Regions from separate parts of the Mus musculus genome. Here region 2 is linked to region 1. Evidence: chromatin loops called from intact Hi-C (ENCODE). Cell type or tissue: left cerebral cortex. All regions are shown on one strand. Each heading gives the region's core, and the rest is flanking DNA. Links, peaks and the distances in the headings are about the cores only.

The links. Hi-C counts contacts between places; a loop is a spot of excess contacts. Peaks named below come from ENCODE experiments on the same cell type or tissue, not always from the same donor. Only the 100,000 strongest peaks of a DNase experiment are listed, where the experiment ranks them.
Region 2: it touches region 1 in a loop (2.9-fold over the local background); 3 of 42 quality-filtered maps call a loop at or near these places.

Annotation. Positions count from the first base shown.
Region 1 is chr13:38,199,787-38,210,879 of GRCm38, reverse strand. Snrnp48 (small nuclear ribonucleoprotein 48 (U11/U12)) reads right to left here and starts at 5,941. Exons shown (of 9, transcript NM_026382.2): 1 at 5,752-5,941; 2 at 890-1,003; 3 at 613-673. The coding sequence starts at 5,907. In left cerebral cortex, for the core only: a CTCF peak has its summit at 4,387 (motif pointing right); DNase peaks (open chromatin) are centred at 5,663 and 5,976; H3K4me3 peaks cover 1,646 bases; H3K27ac peaks cover 596 bases.
Region 2 is chr13:38,030,970-38,042,062 of GRCm38, reverse strand. Cage1 (cancer antigen 1) reads left to right here and starts at 5,126. Exons shown (of 13, transcript NM_027724.2): 1 at 5,126-5,244; 2 at 9,439-9,698. The coding sequence starts at 9,591. It overlaps Riok1 (RIO kinase 1), which reads right to left and starts at 5,074. Exons shown (of 17, transcript NM_024242.3): 1 at 4,532-5,074; 2 at 1,789-1,990. The coding sequence starts at 4,602. In left cerebral cortex, for the core only: a CTCF peak has its summit at 4,784; a DNase peak (open chromatin) is centred at 4,880; H3K4me3 peaks cover 2,269 bases; H3K27ac peaks cover 1,205 bases.

The DNA.
Region 1 (11,093 bases), core at 1,080-9,079:
TATCATAGTTTTTGCAGACTAGAAAATCTAGGTTCAATCTCCACGGCCACACAAACTAATAAAGACTCTCAGGCAGTCAAAAGTTACACAACCATCTAAGTGGAATCAGGATGTTGTTTCCTGAGGTCCATCAAGGCTTTAGCCATATCCTGCACATAGCTGGCACACATTTCCATCTTCCCTCATCTTCAGTCCACTCTATGGACTGTGATCCCACCCTCCCTCGTATCTTCAGTTATATTTTTGTTATAACCAAGAAAGGAGGCATGTACTCTACTGTATAATTTGTTTGTATGTTTTTGTAAGATGGGATCTATTATTGCAACTCTGGCGGTCCTACTCACTACAGAGTTGGTCTTGAACTCAGAGAGATCTACCTGCCTCTGCCTTCCCACCATCCTGGCCCACTATACAAAATGTTGCAGGATCTTTACTCCCAGTTAACATAAACCCAGTTCATTTTCATATCACATGAAGTATCTTTACTGTTTTAATTCCTTAAGCTTAAGGAACTCAAGGTCATAAGCCTGTCTATAATATCCATTTTTTTTTGCTAATTTAAAAAGAAAAATATAAAACTAGGCTATTTCAATTATAATCTAATATACTTACTCAAAGTAACTGAAGGAATCTTCAAATTTTCATAGAAAAAAGTAGGATTGTACATTTCATTCTAGATAGTAAAAAAACAAAAACAAATTTCAATTAATATTGTTAAGGATTGCACAGTTGGCTGTTTTAAGATTTGAGATAAATAATACCACTATTTAAATAAATAACAATTTGTGATGTTAAACACAATACCATCTACTCTACAAGGGCTCACAATACACTCTCCTGACTTACTAATGAATGAATTTCTTGACAGTATATAATAAACAAATGCTACCTCTTCCTCTTTGGTATATCCCAGTTTCCTCAATCTGCAAGATTCCATGTGCTTTGTTAGTGATGATTTGGGCATGCGATGATTGGAATCATAAGGACATATGGCGATTTCATCCTGTAAAAATTAACAGAAGGGGGAAAATAGCATTTAAACAACAGCCTAGTACTTCCTCTTCTGTGGGCCTCAATCCCATGTGGGTGTTTGTATTAATAAGAAAGGGAGGGAGGGAGGGAAGGAAGAGAGGGAGTTCTCTCAATGCGTCTTTCTAAAGCCTCTGTCCTCTCTACAGCCCTTCAAAGTTTAGCATTCACTATCTCCACAGCCTCACAAATAGCCATTCCTCACCTCTGCCACAAGTACCTCACTGGCACTAGCCACCAGCAACCTTACTGCCACTGATGCCAAAGAACATGTCATACTTGTTGTCTTAGAGTTCCTAGTCATGGTCTATTATCCAAAGCTGTGCTGTCAGCTTGGTATCTTCTCTCTCTCTCATTCTCACATTCTCACGCTCGCTCGCTCTCTCTCTCTCTCTCTCTCTCTCTCTCACTCGCTCACTCGCACTGTTGAGCATAGGCATATGTGTGTAGGGATCGTGTGTCAATGAGCATGTGGAAGCCAGAGACCAACATCAAGGGTCTTTCTCAGTCACTCTACCAGGTAGCCAGCAAATCCCCCACTTCCCCAGTACTGAGGTCACAGATGTTTTTACTGCTGTTCCTGGTTTATACTGGTTCTGAGGAAATCTCATGCTTCCGAAGTAAGCACTTTTATCAACTGAGCCACCTTCGCAGACTTTGTTTTGCTTGCTCGTTTAGAGACAGGCTCCTACTATGTTGCCCAGGCTGGCTTTGAATTGATGGCAATCCTAACTCATCCTCTGGAGTGCTGGGATTACAGCCATTCGCTGCATCTAGCTCTTGATAAATGGTTCTGTCTTTCTACCTGTCTGGTTCTTCTTTGGTCTCCTGCAGTCTGTACTTCATTAAGTCTAATCATTAACCTCTTGTCATTCAACACTACACTTCCTAGCAATACTCTGCCTTCAGCTCTCAATTTCCTGAATCTATCTCATCAGGCCAATGTTTCTCTCCTTAGATCCTTACACTAGGAACCACAAGTGGCTCAGTGGGCAAGGCACTCAACAAGAACGTCTGATGGCCTAAGCTCAACTCCTGGAACCCACACAGGGAAAGAGGAGAGAGAAACAGATTCCACACAACTGCCCTGACAGACCCCCACACCATACACACACAGTTAATTTTCTTTAATCTTTATATTATTATTAAGTACCTTATACTAAAAGTCCAACATAAACAAAAATAAATTCAATATATTCATGGTCTATGTGATGGTTAATCTTAGCTGTCAAGTTAATAAAATCTAGAATCACCTAGAAGGTGGGCCTCTGGGCTTAGGTCTATGGAGAATCATCTTGACTAGGTTAATTGAGGTTGAAGATTGTGGGTGGAACTATTCCCTAGACCAGGTTCCTAAACTGTATAAAAGGTGAAAATGAGCTGAGCACAAAGACTCATTGCTCTTCTTGGTTGCAGATGCAATGTTACCAACGGCTTCACACTCCTATAGCTTTGACTTCCCTATCATAATAGACTTTACCTTAAACTGTAAGCCTTCTTAGTTTTGTGTCTGTTGCTGTGATAAAACACCTTGCAAAAACAACTTAGAGGAACGTGTATCTGGCTCATCATTCCAGGTTACAAGCAATTCTGCAGAGAAGTCAGAGTGGCAGAACCTTGGAGTAGCTATTCACATCCACAATTATGGGCAGACAGAAGGAAGACATGCAGTGCTGGTGTTCTGCCTTTTTCTTCTAATTCAGAACAGAGCCTAGTCCATGAAATAGTGCTGCCTACCTTCAAAGTGAATTTTCCCACCTTAGTTAACCCAGTGAATAAAGCCCTTCTGGGGGTGGGGAGGACCCCACAGGCCAACCTAGACAATGCCTTACTGAGACTCCCTTCCCAGGTGACTCTGCATTGTGTCAAACTGATCATCACACCTTCCTTTCTTACCTTGCTGTGGCTGGGTGTTTTAATCACAACACCACAAAAGCCTCCTAGCACTCAAACTTGCCTTCTCCCGTTTCAGTGAAAGGTGTCACCTGCTCAAGAAAAACCTGCCTCTTCCCTAACCACCCACACCCAAGCAGCCACCTAGTCCTGACATTTTAACTCCTAAGGGTCTTTGAAATCCCAGAGTTCTCTCTAGCCCCAGTGCCACTTGACCAATTCAGAACGTCACTGTTCCTTCTCTGGATTACAACAGCTATCTTACTGCTCCCCATCTCTGCTTCCAGGATGGCTGCTCTCTACTACATTCTACTACACTCTCCACCATGTAGCCATTTTGGAAACCCCAGCTCTCCCATTTACTAACTATAAGAGGTAATATAACTAACTTCTCCTTGAGCTACTTTCTTTTTCTAAAAAAAGAAGCAATGGACCCTTATCTCACAAAGATATCATGAAGATTAAATAAATATAAATATCTGGGTTTATACACAGAAACCATTTGAAGTAGGGCTTGGTACTCTGCACTAAATACATATTAGTGGGTATTTTATTAAAACACAAATTTAATTTGGATATTCCCTGACTTAAAGTCTGTCTATGCCTCCCCTGTTGCCATTGTTTTTTCATAAAAAGGCAAACAAACAGAAAACAAGATTCTCCAATGTGCCTGACAAGGGCCTTTATAAGGCTCCTTATAACCTATACAGCCCCTACCTGCTACCATTGTACTTCCCATTTAGATCATGGAGCAAAGGCGGGGCTACAAGCAATTCTCCTCCTCATGTTCTAACCATCCTTAAGCACTTGAGGCTCTCTAATCTTATCATCTAAGCCAGGACTTCTAGGTCTGCTGATGCTTTCTCTGTGCTTGACCTAACTAATTCTACTCAGTTGTTGTTGTTGTTGTTGTTGTTATTTTGGTCAGGGCTGGGGAGATGTCTCAGTAAAAGAAGCAAAAGGACTGGAGTTCAAATCCTTAGAACCCATGCAAAAAATGGGTATGGTTAATATGCACCTGCAATTTCATTGTTCCCACAGAGATAGAAGATAGAAGGGAAAATAGCCAGAAGCTCACAGGCCAGCTAGAATGATGATGGCAATATCAAGACAACAAGAGACCCGAAACAAGGTAAAAGTTGAGGACCCATTACCCAGGCCATACCCCCACACATATCCATAAGTTTGTTTTTTTTTTTTAAGATTTGTTTATTCATTATATGTAAGTACATTGTAGCTGTCTTCAGACACTCCAGAAGAGGGCGTCAGATCTTGTTACGGATGGTTGTGAGCCACCATGTATGTGGTTGCTGGGATTTGAACTCTGGACCTTCGGAAGAGCAGTCGGGTACTATTACCCACTGAGCCATCTCACCAGCCCCCATAAGTTTTTTAAAGGCTTATTCATTTAGGTATTTTATGTATATGAGTGTTCTTCCTGTATACCTGCACACCAGAAGAGGGCATCAAATCCCATAGGGTTTGATGAGCCATCATGTGGTTGCTGGGATTGAACTCAGGACCTCTGGAAGAGGAACCAGCACTCTTAACCGCTGAGCCATCTCTCTAGCCTAGCCCCACGCAGATTTTAAAGAATATACTTTTCTAGATGCTTTTTCTGACCCATCATAGTCTATAATAACCAGTACTACAAAAATTTCAACTCCCCCCATTACAGACTTTGCCACACAATAACAGCTGTCATTTCTTTACCCCTCCCCCCACTGTTACCATGACAAACTCTACAAGTGCACATGAAACATGGAAATTGATTAATTATCTGGACTAGTCTCAAAACTATCAATGTCATTTACCAGATTTTTTAAGCCAGTTACAACAGTGAGTATCAGATAATCATGTACTTCACGGTTTACTGGATAATCTGGGAGTTTTACAATGGACTTTCATATAGCGGTTAAGCAAAATACACCTCAGAAATCAGAAGGCCTGCAAGTCCCAGTTGCCAATCCCACTGGGATGTTTTTGTTTCTTCATTTGTAAAATGCTGCCAATTATTCTAGCCTCCTTGGGATACGAATTTTAAATGAAGTAACGCAGTGCCATTTAGAACGTGTTAAGTGTTAATATCACGATGTTGTCTAATATCTCGATAATAAATGAAGGAGTGGTGGGGCCCTCCATTCTCAATGGTCTGGAAATTTCATAAAATTATCAATTCATACCTCAAACTTTTTCAGTTGTCCCCCAAATCCATTTTTACAGCATCGTTACTAGGCTTTAAGCCATGAACTATATTGGTTAATTCACAACTCCAAATATACTTGTAAAGGTACAATGAAGGGTTTTTTTTCTTTCCAATTTCCACTTCAATTTTAAGACAATGGTGATTAGCTTGTACGTAAATTGCATATATCTTAAATATTTCCATCGACATATGACTTAAACCTTGTTACTGCATCATAGTAAATGAAGAGGGTATAAGAAATCACCGCGCAACGCAAATTCCCTCTATCCTGCACCTATTAAATAAGTCAGGATAATTCACTCTAATACACTCCTTAGGGGTCCGCTACTAGCTACCATTCCTTGGTGGCGCCCTTTAATCGTCCCACAATCGGTCCTGTCCGAGTGGGAAGCGTCCGGGTTTAAGATAGAGAAAAGTGAACACTGAATCTAACGCAATGCAGAATCCTTATATCATGACGAAGCAAATCGCCAACCTCAGCAGCAGCGCCCCCGGGATATGCACCGGACGAGCCCTGTCCTCCCCTGCATCGCACCGGGATGGAGAGAAGTGGGCTCCCCGGGCGCCTTTCCCACGGCGAGAAGTCAGCGGCCCGGGAAAGGCCGGGCAACCTCGCCCCTCACCTCGGCCTCCGCCTCGTCCCCGGGGTCCAGCTGATCCAGGCTCCATCCCAGGGACGCCGTCACCTCCTCCAGCGTCCGGCAGCAGCTCTCCACAAACTCGCTCAGCTCCTCCTGGAGCCGACGCCGCTCTTCCAGAGGAGGAGGTTCGGTCTCCATGATGGCAGCTCACCTCAGGCAGGAAGAGGCGGAACTGCTGGGCGCGCACGAGCTTCTGGGCGCGCACGGGCTTCTGGGAGCCGTGGGCGGGGCCCCGGGATGGCGCCAGCCTATCGGGAAGAGCCGACGGGCAGGGCGGAAGCGGTAGTTTTGAAAGGTGTTTCCACGCTCTTCTGGGTTTAGTTTGCGTAGCAGGTTAGAACTTGCGTCCCAGCTTTGAGCATCATTCCGCTGCTCCTTCGATGTTTTTAGGAGAAATTATTTATATCGGCAGGAAAGTTTAAAGAACAACACAGAAAGTGTCAGTGTAGCCTTTCTCCAGCTCATTAGCGTTTTCCCTCTTACAATTACTTCTAGATTCTTTATCCCAAATGCTATTATGCACATCCTCAGAACATTTTCCTACATAATCACAATGCATGATCAAACAGAAAATTCCTGAAACGGCTCTTCAAATTCTTTTTAAAGCAATTTATTATGTTTTAACCAATTGGCTATAATTGGTTATTATTTCTTAATTTAGAACAGGACTGGTTAAGAGCATTGACTGCTCTTCCAGAGGTGTCCTGAGTTCAGTTCCCAGGAACCACAAGGTGGCTCACAACCATCTAAAATGGGATCTGATACCCTCTTCTGGTGTGTCTGAAGACAGCTACAGTGTACTCCTATACATTAGATAAATAGATAGATAGATATATCTTTAAGAAAGAAAGGAAGAGGGCTGGTGAGATGGCTCAGTGGGTAAGAGCACCCGACTGCTCTTCCGAAGGTCCGAAGTTCAAATCCCAGCAACCACATGGTGGCTCACAACCACCCGTAATGAGATCTGATGCCCTCTTCTGGTGTGTCTGAAGACAGCTACAGTGTACTTACATATAATAAATAAATAAATCTTTGAAAGAAAGGAAGGAAGGAAGAGAGAGAGCCAGGCTCTTGGCCAGCACTTGGAAGGCAGACACTTGGGAGGCAGATTTCTGAGTTCGAGGCCAGCCTGGTCTAAAGTGAGTTCCAGGACAGCCAGGGATATACAGAGAAACCCTGTTGTGTGTGTGTGTGTGAGAGAGAGAGAGAGAGAGAGAGACTGTGCTGGGGTATCTAAGAGACCAAATTCCTGTCTGAGTTACATTTGGCTTCTCCTCCTGAGAGTGGTGGTCCTGAATTCGAAATCACTAGGTGGTCATTGGCCACACTGTATTCACTGAGACTAAATGTTAGTTCAGTGACAGTTTAACAGTTTGTAAAGCATCCTGTTAACAACATAGAATACTGTAACTCTCAGGTAGTAACATGCTGTCTTGAATATTTTTCATGTAAAAAGTGCATTTTATGATATTTTGCATATATGTCTGTGTACCACATGGATGCCTGTTGCCAGAGTAGCAGTTAGCTATGCAGTCATTTTTCTAAAAGGGGAATTTGATATAGATAAGCTCAATTCAATAAAAACCAAATATAAACATTTTTGTTTATAATAAAATTATCAAAAGCAGGTTTATGAGTCATCCTGGAACTCACCATGTGGTTGTGTCAAATAACCAATTTAATAACAAGTGTGTCAGAAGCAGAAACCTTATGGATGATCACGGCGTGCTTATCTAAAGAAAGGTCATTGCTAATAAAGACACACGCTACATGTTCATAATAAAAATCACATGAAAAAAACACTATTGTCACAGGCATACTCAGAGGCCCAACTCAGGCGATTCTAGATTTTGTCAGCTTCACAGTTAACACTAACCACCATAGTATAGTGTTCTGTTCACATCTTAAAACTTAATTCATAGGTGGGGGTGGGGGTGCTGAGGCTGGGGGGAGGGGGAGGGGAAATGAATTAAGTTTTAAAATTGAGCATTATTATTTCATTATCATAATAGTTCCTGTTACTATCCAAATTTGTCTGAATTTGGCCAGTGGAAGTCATCTTCTTCCATCCCCCATGTCTTTGACACAGCTCTTTTATTATAGTGTCATGCACTTTGCTTTATACACAAGTGTATCTCTTCCCTTGTACGACTCCACATTTAATCTTCCTGTATTGTTTTGATCCCTAGAACTGAATCACATTTGCCTCCATATCAGATCTTTGCTTCTCTCCCCACATCGTTTACCACCAGTGGAAGAAATAGAAAGGGAAATTTTGGCTGCCAATCATTTCCAATGGCATAGTTCCCACCTTTTAATTTAAAGGAAGAAGAAGAAGAAGAAGAAGAAGAAGAAGAAGAAGAAGAAGAAGAAGAAGAAGAAGAAGAAGAAGAAGAAGAAATAGTAACTTTAGTCACTAACCGATAAGAAATGACTATTATGAAGAAAACATGGCAGCAGTCAAAAGACAGCCAGGGTTGAGTTCTAGAGCCATTAGTCACACTCCTCTCATGCTGTCCCTTTTATCTTAGTTTCATAGCCAAATGGTAGGTGTTAGATTACAGACCAGCTAACTGTGTCCCTTCCCTGCCCCTTCCCAAGAATTCCCAGAATTCTGGCTGCAGCTGATAAATGCCTGCTGTGGAGGTTAGAGCACACAGCAGACGAGCTGGAAGCAAGCCAACCTAACCCCCTCCCACGCCCATATCTGCAAGGTAAATTTATGGTTCTACCCAGTACCTGGCTCCTTGGCATGTAAGCCAAGTCAGATTAAATAATACGATGTAGAATGTCATGCCAACTCTCCCAAACTAAAAGTCAGAGAATCTCCTTTATTTGAGGGATTTCCGTGGAGGTATTGTCTGCTCCAGTTCTCCCCATCCACGATTTCATGAGGGAGATCTTTTCTACTCTTCCACTTTAAAGCTTTCTTTCCTAATGCTGTCCTACCCCAAGGCCTGATCATGGTCCCTAGTGGTTGTGAGGTTTTCTCTCTAATAAATCACATTATGGAAAGAAATGGGTCTTGGCTTCCTTATTTATCAACCCCACAGCTTCTTCCCTTTTTCTGTTGCTTGTACCAACAGGGAAACTGTGAGAACAACTTTGGAGATGCCAAGATGACTGTTGTTAGATTTCTGTTTCTATGGCTGCCCAGTGTGTGTGAAAGAAATCAAAACTCAGCCCAGGTGAAGCATGAGCTGTGTCTTAGACAGCCCTGTGGTTTTTGGTTTTGTTTTCTTTTGTTTTGTTTTGTTTAAAAAAAAAAACTTTAGAATGTATTATCGATGTGTGCTGGTTAGCTTTTGTCAACTTGGCACGAAGAGTCACCTGGAAAGAGGGAATCTCAGCTGAGAATTTGATTCTGTCGGGTTGGTTTGTGAGCCTGGCTGTGAGGCATTTCCTCAATTAATGATTGGTGCCAGGAGTGCCACACCTGGGCAGAAAGTCCAAGATTATAAAAGCAAACAAGCTATAGTAGTGACCCTCTGTGGTTCCTGCTTGAGCTCGTGCCTATGGGATGTAGTAAGTCGTTTCCTCTCCGGGTTGGTTTTGGTCAGTGCCACAGCATGTGTGTGGAGGCCATAGGACAATTCTGTGGACTCAGGTCTCTCCTCCCACTTTTCATGGCTTCCAGGGATCAAACTCTAGTCTTCAAGCTTGCACCGCAGAGCACTCTTATGCTCTGGGGCATCTTGCCAGCCCAACAGTCCCATCTCATCTCAGAGTTTAGTGACAGCTTTTACAGAAACCTGGAGAATGTAGGAAAGATTCACCAGCTGACCCTGTGTCTCTGGTTGCTCTTCCAACCCGAGGAACCACTCCACACTAACGTTATGAAACTGCCTCATCAGCTTCCTCCTGCTGCTTATTTCAACAAGAGTTCTGTTCAATTAAATAGATGTAGTTTTAAAAGTTAGTATTATATTATATAAAGTATACTTACTATTCCTGTTGATACTAGAGTCACCCTATGTTTGGTCAATGGAGGCCAGATTAAGATGTGCCCGCATGTGTCTTTGATGTATCCCCATTAGTCTTTCTATGCAGGCTTCTATTATGGGCTGAGGTGGGGTCTCCCCAGCATCTATATTCAAACAGTCACAACGTGACTTTGTTTGGAGGTAGGGCTATTAAAGAGATGAGATCAAGCAAAAGTGTGAAGTTGAGGTCCTTATTTTTTTTTGTAAGTCTTTATTAAAGACACCTCTCTCACACAGCACAAATCGGAGTGAGAGAGAGGCTAGTGTGACTCTGTGCAAGAGTGACGTGCAAACCCACAAAGCATTCCATCCTTTATACCACAAAAATAATGGCACGTCCGTGCTCACTGCTGGGCTACTCACAGCAGCTAGGATACAGAAGCAGTCTAGGAATCAACAGATGAATGGGTACCAGCAAAACCTGGTAAATACACATGACGGAATTCGGAATTTTACTCAGCTGCGGCATGTGTAATGAAGGTGCACAGAAGTGGACGGAACTGGAGACCATTACGTTTAGACAAAGTAAGCCTGATCCAGAAAGTCAAACACCATAGTTTCCCTCATATGCAGAATTCAGATTCGTGTGTGTGTGTGTGTGTGTGTGTGTGTGTGTGTGTGTGTGTGTGTGTGTGACAAGAAAAAGGATTGAGAGGAGGTGTGACCCAAAAGGACGGAGAGTGATGGAATACATGTGACATAAAAGCAGAAGGGGCCGAGCAGTGTTAGCTCATGCCTTTAATCCCAGCACTTGGGAGGCAGAGGCAGGCAGATCTCTGTAAGTTCTGGGCCAGCCTGGTCTACAGAGTGAGTTCCAGGAGAGCCAGGAGTGTTCCACAGAAACACCTCCCCCCATGACCCCGGTCTTGAAAAACAAAACAAAACAACAAAGGAGGAGGGAAGGGCTGTTTTGGGGGAGAGGGAACCAGCGAGGGGAGGAGGAGTATGAGGGACAAATGACAGTAAAACAAATGCCATGATGAAAAGGATGCTCAGCTGCAAGCAATCATCGGTCTCAGCAGAAGTCAGCTCTGCAGAACCTGAATTGTGGCCTTCCAGCCTCCAGAACTCAGGCGTAATGCATTTGTTAGAGGCAGGAGCTCAGTGCTATGTGATAGAAGCCTGAGGTGTTTAAGAATTGAGCTATTGCCCCTTGGTCTTGCAAACTTTATATGCCTCAGTACAGGGGAACGCCAGGGTCAAGAAGTGGGAGTGGGTGGGTAGGGGAGTGGGGGGGGTATGGGGGACTTTTGGGATAGCATTTGAAATGTAAATGAAGAAAATACCTAATAAAGAAAGAAAAAAAAGAATTGAGTTCTCTCTCTCACTCCCCTCCCTCCC
Region 2 (11,093 bases), core at 991-8,990, 170 kb after region 1:
AAAGACAGGCGCTTAGCCAGGTGGTATTGGTACATGCCTTCAATCCCAACAGAGACAGGTAAATCGCTGAGTTCAAGACTAGCCTGGTCTATGGATTGAGTTTCAGGGTAGCACAGACATACACAGGAAAACCCTGTCTCAGGGAGGAGAAAAAAAGTGTTTAAACTAGTACAAAACAATTGCTGATTCCCTCTTGCATGAAACTCTGAGGCTTGGTTATCTTATCTGTAAAGAACTTAAAGAGATTTTCTACTAAATTTAACATGAACTTTGTTTTAGAATTAGTTATCTGAATTTATTTTATGAAGGTTTTGCCTGCATGAATGGATGTGCACCACATGGTGTCTAGTGCCCATAGATGCCATAAGAGAGCATTGGATCCCATGCAACTGGAGTTACAGATGATAGTGAGCTGCCATGGAGGTGGTGGGAATTGAACCCAGGTCCTTAGCAAGAGCAACATGTGCTCTAACCCACTGAGCTATCTCCTCAGCCTCTTTAACTTTTAAAATAACTTGGCTTTGAGATACAGAGCAGTAGTACTTGCCTAGTATGTAAAGGCCTTGGGTTTGACTCTTAGCACCACAATAGGTAAAAGTCAGACCGTATCACATCCATGCCAGACTGACTGACTGGACTCCTAGGATACATGGTAGGCAAGTGCTCCACAAATGCACTGTGTGCCCAATTATTATAATCACCAGGAACAAACAGTTACAGTAGCCAACAGTACTATATATATATATACAGTGTAACACAGTCCATGATGAAATTATCCAGTCTCACCAGTGACTTAGTATAGGAGTTACCAAAACTTACTTTGTATTCCAGGCTGGCCTTGAACTTGGGATCCTTCTAAACCTCTTCTTCACAGGTAGCTGGGGCTACAGTACTGTACCACCAGCTCAGCTACACTTCTCTAGTTACCAATGAGTTTCAATATTTTTCCCCCTGCTGTGCTGGGAAGCCAGGAACAGACCCCAGAATCTTTTGTACGCCAGCCAAATGCTTTACTATTGAGCTACATTCCCAGCCCCATTTCTGTTCCATAAATGGTCTACAGTTAATAGTTTAGTTGTGGCTTTTCCTTTGTATATTTTTAAGTTCATTCATCTTATGACACTTCAGTAACTATTAACATTTACTGATTATTGAAAGAATCCAAATACAAGAAATTATGAGAAATATGAAAAGCACAAAGAAAGAAAAAAAATCAGTAAAAGCCAGGGCTCTAAGACAATATATCCTACAGAATCACAAAGCCTTTTTAAAAAACTACATGGCCTGGAAAGATGGCTCAGCCCATAAATTATTCTCATTCAAGTCTGAGAACTAAGTTCAGTCCTCAGCACCCACATAAAAAGGCAAACTCAGTGGCAAACATCTGTGATCCCAGCACTGGGGCAGATGAGAGAGAGAAGGGTGTCTGGAAGACATGAGCCAGTGGCTGGCTAAACAGTGAGCTTCAGGCTCAGTGATGTCAGGACTGGAACTGGATCCCAGCACACACATAAGAACCTGCTTAGATGTTGTGGATCCCTGTTTAGTTATTTATCTGTAACTCCAGCTCCAAGGGAGGGACTTGGTATCCACTTCTGCCTTCCCCACATGCGCACAGGTATGTGCACACACATGTGTATACACTCACACAGACACATCCACACACATAAAGAAAAGATGAAGTGGAGAACTGTTGAGGAAGACACCCGGCCTGTCCCCCTCTCCCCCCACACACACACTGGAACACAGACAAGCAGATAACACAGATTTACAGAATTCCTTACACACCTGATAGTTACTGCCGCCATTCCAGGTACAACCCTTGGTGAGTTTTCCAGTTGCATCGTCCAAGTACCAATCATCATCATCATCATAGTCGTCTTCCTCATCGGTCTCAGCGTCGCCCTTCACCTCTGCTGCAGCATTCTGGAGGCTTTTAAGTAGAACGCCGCCATCTTCTGCATGGATTGGCTGCAGTTCTTTGTTTTCACTAGGAACAAGAATGTTCTGGCATGTTTATCCATCCTCCAAAGGGAAAAACACACACATACACACCTTACGTTCCCCAATCTGCTCCGTCTTCTTAACATCAAGTTCTCTGTCTCCTCATCTGCAGCAATGCTTTATTCTCCACGTCCGTGTACCGTCAGTGGGTGTTGGCTTTGCTTTTGCCTTAAGTCAAGTTAGAATTTACACTATCATCTTGGGTAAATGAACTGACTCTGACTAGTGCACAAGACCAGACTCTAGTCAAATCATTCATACACCTACTTTCAGGGGTGTGTGTATCAAAATTTGCCTTTCCTTAACTCTCTGTAATACCAGGAGCCGTAGCAAGACACTCCTAAGACACAAATAACTCCAAATCACCTTTATTTATAAAAGGAAGCAGTGATGGAGAGGCCCAAGACTACACAGTGAAGTGGGCCAAGTATAGGACAACAAGGGGGGACTATCAAGAGAAGTGGTCTAGAGAGACAAAAGTACAGCCAAAGGGAGGAGAGGTTCACAAAAGATGCAGACCCTGTTGTTACTGATCTTCCTAGTTTTTCAAGAAGCTAAAACACTCAATATTTATGTAATTTTTTTCACATAATTGCCAGGTTCAATTTTTTTTAAAACATTGTACATTCCAAACAAAACATATTTACCACCAAATTCAATAAAATTCAATTCAGTGTTGCTAGCTTTGACCTTTCCTGCCTCTGTGTCCCAGGTGCTAAGATTAAAGATGTGTGTACCTCACCTGACCATAAAAAGAGCCATTTTTTTTTCTTCTAGTTCTGAGGACCCAGAGCCTTTCCCTCTCTAGGTAATCACTCTGCCACAGACCTAATCCCCAGCACCTCAGGCCGCCCCGCCTCTCCCACCCCCTTCCCCTTTGTTGTTTAGTCTTGTTTGAGACAGAGCTCCCTGTTGGGTCTGGCTGCCCTGAAGACACTATGAAGCTAGAGCTGACCTTGAAATCATCAATATCAGATGCTTCTGCTTCTAGAGTGCTGGGATTAAAGACGCTGTACCACCACACCTGGCCCCCAATGGGTCTTAAATAAGTTCAGTCGTCAACTCCAATTTATTAATTGGCTACAGCCCACAGGGCTTTAAATGCCCACGGGCATGAGTAGGAAGGAGACTATCATTTGATAGCTGCAGTTTACTAGGGCTTCATAAGTATCATACATAAATTACTCTTCACTTACAAATCTAATAATCTAGACAGGTATGTTAAAGGCACAACTATGTGAATGCTCTCAACTAGTCAATCCTCTGCTGTGAGGTTGTCTTATGCGGAACTACCTACCAGATACCACTAGTGTCTCAGCCCAGGTGTGACATATAAAAATGTCTCTGGATTGGTGCAATGGCAAAATCAGATCCAGCAGAGGACCATGGGTGCAGTCTCACAATATCCTGCGTGTATGGGGCCTGTGGGCAAAGTAAGCTTGTCCCTTCTTCCCACTTAAACGCTTCCGTAAGGATTTCTCTGAGATGATGTGCCCATTCCTCAGTGGAAGGCTGGAAATCTCCAACATCTCCGGCTAAGCCCTACTTACCCTCTATTTACCATATGTTATTGATCACTCATTTTTTTCCTTTGTACTATTCACCAATTTTAATTCAAATAATTTACCTCGTGTGAATATCTATCTCCCCTAGCAGAGGCCAACCCCTGTGGCAATCAAAACGGTAGTCACCAATATTTCCCTACCACTCGATCTGACACACAGAGTGGTCAATATATATACTTATCACAACCGCTCACAATTGATGAATAAAATCTTCCTGACTATAAGGTACGCAAAACTCTTTGTTGTTTCAAAATGGCTATGTGTAAATTCTCTTTTCTTTTGAACGGGAAGTTTTCCGTCACTGCTTGCTTTTGGACCTCACATCCAATTTCACCACAAAACCTCAACACTGCTACCTCGAAGTCGTTCTACGACAGCAGCTCTAGGAGCCATCCGGTTTGAAGCTGGTTATTTATTTATTTACTGATTCTCTGCTCCACTCCTCTCTACGAACATCTTCTACATGACTCACCAGTTCCTTTAATTCATAAATCAAATGACGGATGCTCTGTCGCTGCAAAAGCCCTCCTCTGGCCTGTAAGACCTGAACAGGATCTTAACTCCTCACAGTCACTTGGAAGGCTCGACCTGGCTGGCCTCCCTTTTTTGCCTCAATTCTCTCCGCTACGCTGTAGGTGCTAGCCTCTTGGTTTGCCCTCCTTTCCAAAAAGACAGTAGTGACTTGATTTGTCTTGTTCATCATACTCGCAGAGGTAAAACTTTTGCTCACTGTGTATGGAAGCCTGTATGAAGAAAAGAAAGGAAAAAAAAAAGGCCCACCTTCCTCAGTGGTCCCCAACTCTTGCTTCTCTGCTAAACGTCCCGGGACCCACTGACAGGTAGGTAGCTTTCACAAGCTGCTCACCCCGAGAAAAATCCAAAGCCGTCAGCTGTCAGCTCCCCGAGCCCAATGTGGAGCTGGCGGAATCGGAGGAGTCCCTGTGTCACCACCGGCCGCCTACCTGTCTGAGGAATCCGCGTCGTCAAATTGCCCGGGGACCACCGAAGCCATCCTGTCCAGACTGCAGTCCATGGCTAGGGGTGTGAGCCTTCGGCGCCCCTGAGGCCGCGATCGGAAGAGCCTGCTTCCCACCTAGAGGATCCAAACGCGTCTCCGCGATTCCCGCCCCTCAAATCCCTCGGCAACCGCCAGGCCCAAGAAGGCAACGACCAGGCGCCACCGGGGTGTCAGGATACAGGGTTTCGGCAAACGCGGCCACCAACAGGCCGGAAGTGCAACGCCGGAAGTATGCCACCAGCAGGGCCTCTCCAAACCCTAGTGCCCTCAGGGAGCATGCGCGTGACGGTGGCCGGGAAAGACCAATCCGCGATGTGAAGTGGGCGTGGTGCGTTGTTTGTAGCGTGGGATGTGTAGCTCTTGTTGCTCCCCAGCCTTTCGTTCTTGCTCCACCATGGCGTTTACGGTCATAGGAAGTCAGCCTGTTTTTTTTTTCCTCCGGCTGCTCCTGAAGACTTGCGTCCTCTGACCTTCTTCCTCTGGACCCAGGTGCGGTCCGGAGGACGTCACACTGGGGCGTTCGAGCGCCCTGCGACGCACCAGTTGGTGCCCTCGGTGGGGACGGTTGGAAGGTGTTCTCCCTCCCGCGGAGCCGGTGTGCCGGGAGGAAACCCGGAATCCTTAGCCTGAGTCACAGAAGCTCGATGGATCATGGAAGTGAGCACACTTTTGCTCTCTAGAAACGTTGGTGCGTTGTTTTGAGATGCAATGATACAAGTGGTTGGTTTTTGTTGTTTTTTTTTTTTTAAGTTGGGAAGTTCAAGGTTTTTTTTTGCGTTTGGCAGGAACTCTTGTGACACCTCTTTCTGCCTTTATTAAATGTTAAAATGTTAAGTATTATCTAGCGCGCGCTTGTGTATGCGTGCTCCGTGAGTGAAGTTCAGAGAATAACTTGAGGGCTTACTCCTTCCACCTTGGGCTCCGGGAACCGAACTCTGGTCGTCCGCGCTTTTTCCTGTTCAGCCATCTCACAAGCCCTCATTATCTTCAAACGGTTTTAACTCAAGCCGAGCGGTGGTGGCACACGCCTTTAATCCCATCCCTTGGGAGGCAGAGGCAGGCGGATCTCTTGAGTTTGAGGCCAACCTGTTGACAGGAGGGGCTACACAGAGAGACCCTGTTTCCTCGAAGAAGAAGAAAAAGAAAAGAAAAAAAAAAACAAACAAACAAACAATGGATTTAGGTAGAATGGCTAACCAAGCCTGGGTGGTGGTGGCTTGGTTCAGCACCTGGTTGGGCCAGTCACAACTACTATAATTCCGGTTCCAGAGGATCCTACACACACATGGCACGGGTATACTAAACAGGCACATACATTTTTTAAAGTGTAGTTGCAAGTCACAGGCCCATGGAAAAGAAACATTTTGCGTTTGGAAAGTGATTTAAGGCACTAACACATCCCTGTCATCGAACAGGTAGTGTTTATTTGCAGGACGGGAAAGGTGAGCCCAAGGTTGAGTCCTCCAGCAGCCCTGCCTAGCTTCCTTAGCCTACTTGGTTTTTTACAGTTTACCAAATGATGACATCGATTTGAAAACGTCTTCAGTAAATAAGTAATCTAACAAAGTCATCCAGGCAGACAGGTACTAAGGATAGACTGAGACAATCTGATAATATGCCACTAGAATGGGGGGTATTTTCAGCCTGTGTTTTAACTGTGTAGACCAGAGTTTCTTAACTAAAGATCATGGCCCCATAATGGGGTGGGGAGAGTCATGATAAATTCTCCACACCCAAAACTTGATTCATAATTTAAACGGTGGGGTGAATCTGACAAATTTCGGGCAATATTCACCCATGATAACTTCACACAGCTTTCACTGTTCTCACCACTATACCAACTCACAGCAGCAAACTGCCTGAAATACCTCTGTTCAGATTTGAAACTTATATGTTCCTGTTAGGGTCCAAGAATAGCTGAAGGAAGACCCCAGACTCAAATAGGATGCACAGGCAAGAAGAGTGTTTACTGAAGAAATTACCAGCATTCAGGGGCCAACCATTTATCAAAACGGCAACCACCTGAGGGGCTCATGGACCCCTTTAATGGAGGGCTAAGAGAATTTTCCAGAAGGATTAGGTAACCTCCAATAGGGGGGCAACGCAGTAACATTAGTACAATTCTGATTGGTTGTTAACCTAGTTTCATTGTAATTGCTGAGACCAAAGAATTTTGGAAACCAGCTCTGTTCTGGCCTTGTTATCTCCTCCAGCTAGGTGGCCTCCAGCAGTTCCAGACTTAGCCTCCCTAAGTCAGGGCCATCTGACTGAAGGCCCATTGTCAGCAACTCCTGGGGAACCCAGTGTGCCTCCCAGGAAATGAAAATTTTATTCCCAAGGCTTTGGACTTCTCATTATGAACTGCAGAGTTTTTTTTACTGTACATTGCAGTTTTCTGGTCTTACAGAAATAATCGTTTCATTACAGAAAGCAGACCTAATGTTTTCCTGGTTCCATTTCTCAGCAGATAAATATTAAAATAGTATATCTTTGGATGGTATTATGTCAGATAAACACATCTAATTAGTATGTAAATTTGCTTTCCTATTTAACAGGTAGTAAAATTATATGTATATCAAAAGAATTTTAAAATAAATTTCTGTATAATTTATTATCAGTAAGTGTTTTGTTTGTAATTCTACTTTATGTGCATGTAAACTTTACATAGTGAGTAGGAAAAGTTTTAAAAGCCATGAACTAATCTATCCCACTAGATGTAAAAAGAGAAGACTGTAAATAGGAAAATCAGGGGCTAGAGATGTGGGTGCAGCTGGGAAAGTGCATACTGCTCAGACAAAGGACTGGAGTCTGGTTCCCAGTGCTCAGGTCAGGTGACCCCCCTCTTCCTGTAACTCCAGCTCGGACACCACTGGGGACACCACTGGCTTCCCAGGACTCCTTGAATCACAAGCACAGACATGCACAGACATACAAATACATGCACATACATAATTACATCTAATAGGAAAATTAGGCCCAAGAAAGAAGAGAGCTGGCATGGAACAGGACTGGTGTGTGTGCAGGAAGTATTGAGAAACTCTAGACTCCTTGCTGGACAATTACAATGTGGATATGGAAAGTTAGTGACACCCTTGCAGCTTAAGACTGAACAGTAGACAGTGGTGACTTATGAGAGAGCAACGCAAATATACCATCACAGAGACTGTAAAGCTAGACAGTTGGTGCGCTGGCTTTTGCCAGCTTCATACACTATTTGAGTCACATGGGGAAAGGAAAGCTCGATCTGGGGGCTCTCCATCAAACTGCCCTGTGGGCATTTCTGTGGGGCAATTTCTTAATCATGTATTGTTGCTGGAGGGTCCAGCCCACTGTGGTCTGGGCCATTCCTGGGTTGATGGGCCTGGGTTGTTTTTAAAAAGGTAGATGAGCAAACCAATAAGCAGTGGTCTTTTCCAGTTCTACTTGAGTTTCTGCCGCGTTCCCTCAGTGATAAACTGTGAACCAGAAGTAGAAGCCACAACCCTTCCAAGTTGGTTTTGGTTATGTTTGTTTGTTATAGCAACAGGAAGCCAACTCTGGAAGGTTCGAGGAGAGGCACAGGCTCAGTCAGACGGCTGGGATGTTAGAAAGCATCCCTTTGTACGGAGTAGTACTGGGTAAATGATGTGGATGTAGGGTTTGAATGCCTCATGGACAAACAGAAGAATTTGGATTTTATGGCTACACCTACATATCCTATCTCCTGATGGATGTGTATAAGAATACAGATCAGGGGGCTGGAGCGATAGATAGCTCAGCCATTAAAAGCTAGGTGCACAACCAAAAATATAAGAATACAAATCAGGACTGGAGAGATGGCTCAGTGCTTAAGAGCATTGACTGCTCTGTCAGAGGTCCTAAGTTCAATTCCCAGCAACCACATGGTGGTTCACAGCCATCTGTAATGGGATCTGACGCCCTCTTCTGGAGTGTCTGAAGACAGCTACAGTGTACTCATAGACATAATATTTAAAAACAACAACAACAAAACACAGATCAGTAGTGAGGACAGGAGCTAGAATGAACACGTGGATTATGGACAAATACACAAGGGAAAAACAGACAGAGTTGGATAACAGTAGCTATGGGAGATAATTTAGGACTTCTACCATGCCTCTAGGTTTCCAACTTTTGTCTAACGTCATGAAGGTAGACCAAAATGAAAGCAGAAACTGAGGCTGAATATCATGGGGGCAGCTCATAGTTCCAGCAATCAGAAGGCTGAGGCAGGAGAATTGCCATGAACTTACGGCAGCCCAGGCTACAGAGAAAGACCCTCTCTTAAAAACAAAACAAATTTAAACCCAACAGGTATGGGGTAGGAAAACCTGTACAATGTTGGATTTGACTTAGTGTGTTGAAATAGCAATAAATAGAAATTTTGTGAAAACTAAAAAGTTTCTGATAGTAGTTTGGAAATAGTAGAACTTCTTTGCTTTGCAGAACATTATTAGATAGAAGCTACACACATTGGCTTGACTTTGGCCAAGTCACTATTTGCTGTGATACCAAGTTGGAAAATGGCATTTTAAAATCTAGAGTAGTGAACTTTATTTTTCAAGAAGTTCTTATGTGTGTGCCTGCATAACACATGTATTCGGTTCCCAAGAAGACCAGAAAAGGTGTCATATCTCCCAGGACTGGAGTTATAAATTGTTGTGAACTACAATCTGGGTGCTGGGAATTGAACCCTGGTCCTCTGAAAGAGCAGCCAGTGTTCTTAACCTCCGAGCCATCTCTTCAGCCCCTTCCTTAGCCTTCTTACTGTGAAAAGGGAAAGTAGGGAAAGTCTTTGCACACATGGATTGACACTAAAAGATTGTCTTTCTCTTTTGCTTGCTTGTTTTAAAGAGGCCTTCTGTCACTTAGCGGTTAGAAATACGGACTCTTCACACGTTTTGGTCATCATCCCTGGCAGTGCAAAACAAAAAAGGAAAGTTATTGCCTTCATCTTTGGTTCCTGTACATTTTGAAGTGGATACTTGCATGAAATTTTAGAAAGTATGTCAGAGTCGGAAACAATAAATGTCAATGGTCCCTCTCAAGACTTCTCCTACTCAGACTCGCCCTTCTGTATGGAAGCCAGCTTCTCCTCCTCAGACCTGCTTCAGGTGTGCAATCTACAGTAGTAAGTTTGGAGACATAGTCCAGATTGCTCTCATATGAACAACTTATTTTTCAAAATTACGAGGGATCATAAAGGATCTCTGGTGGATGCAGAGGGAAAGTGCATGCAGTGTTCTCAGTCTTTTTTTTTTTTCTTCGCTTTTTTTTTTTAAGATTTATTTATTGTTATATGTGAGTACACTATAGCTGCCTTCAGACACACCAAAAGAGGGCGTCAGATCTCATTACAGATGGTTATGAGCCACCATGTAGTTGCTGGGATTTGAACTCGGGATCTTCAGAAGAGGAGTCAGTGCTCTTAACCACTGAGCCATCTCTCAGCCCCGCTGTTCTCAGTCTTAGTGTGCAAAGGATGGAATAGTTTTACAGATGGGTTCTAAAAGAGATCCTTTCTGCTCATAGAGTTCCAGGCGTGGAGCTAGGAGAATGGTTCCAGCTTAGTCACAGGCAGGATGAGACCCCAAACAAGGGCCTGCCTCCTCCTCTAGCGTGTCTTCCACTGTGTCCCTCTGAAGGTGACCAGCTGCCATGCCTGACACGGACAGCACCCAGCCTGTGTCTTCCTAAGAAGTCCTAGTGTCCTTTCCCAGAAAGTAAGAGATCATGATGTGCCAGGATCTTCAAGAATGGTGACACTTGTAGCCCTATAGCAAGAGTGTAGAAATGTATTAAGTTGTACCATATTAAGTTGATATAAAAAATGGACAGGGCTGGAGAGATGGCTCAGCGGTTAAGAGCACTCAGTGCTCTTCCAGAGGTCAATTCCCAGCAACCACATGGTGGCTCACAACCATCTGTAATGGGATCTGATGCCCTCTTCTGATGTATCTGAAGAGAGCAATGGTGTGCTCATATGCATAATAAATCTTTTTAAAAATGGACAAATAATGAAAAATTCATGTGGTTTGGAGTATAAACTGACAGAGGTTTCCTAGCGAGTTTGTTTAATGTTAGGGATCTAAGATAAACTACAGTTTCAAAGTTTATCTCCAGACAATATTTAAAAAGACTCAAGGGCTGGAGAGATGGCTCAGCGGATAAGAGCACTGACTGCTTTTCCAGAGGCGCTGAGTTCAATTCCCAGCAACCACATGGTGGCTCGCAACCATCTGTAATGGGATCTGATGCCCTCTTCTGGTGTGTCTGAAGACAGCAACAGTATACTCATATACATAAAATAAATAAATCTTTTTAAAATATAAAGATGCTTAAAGAGTTATTCATCCACCTGCCACCAAGCCTGATGACTTGGCTTCAGGCTCCAGGCCTAAGAAGTAGAAGAGAACCGAGCCCCTACAAGCTGTCCTGTGAGTATCGCACAAGTCCCTCAGCACACACAAATAACTAAATAAAATTTTAAAAGAATTATCCAGAAAGTC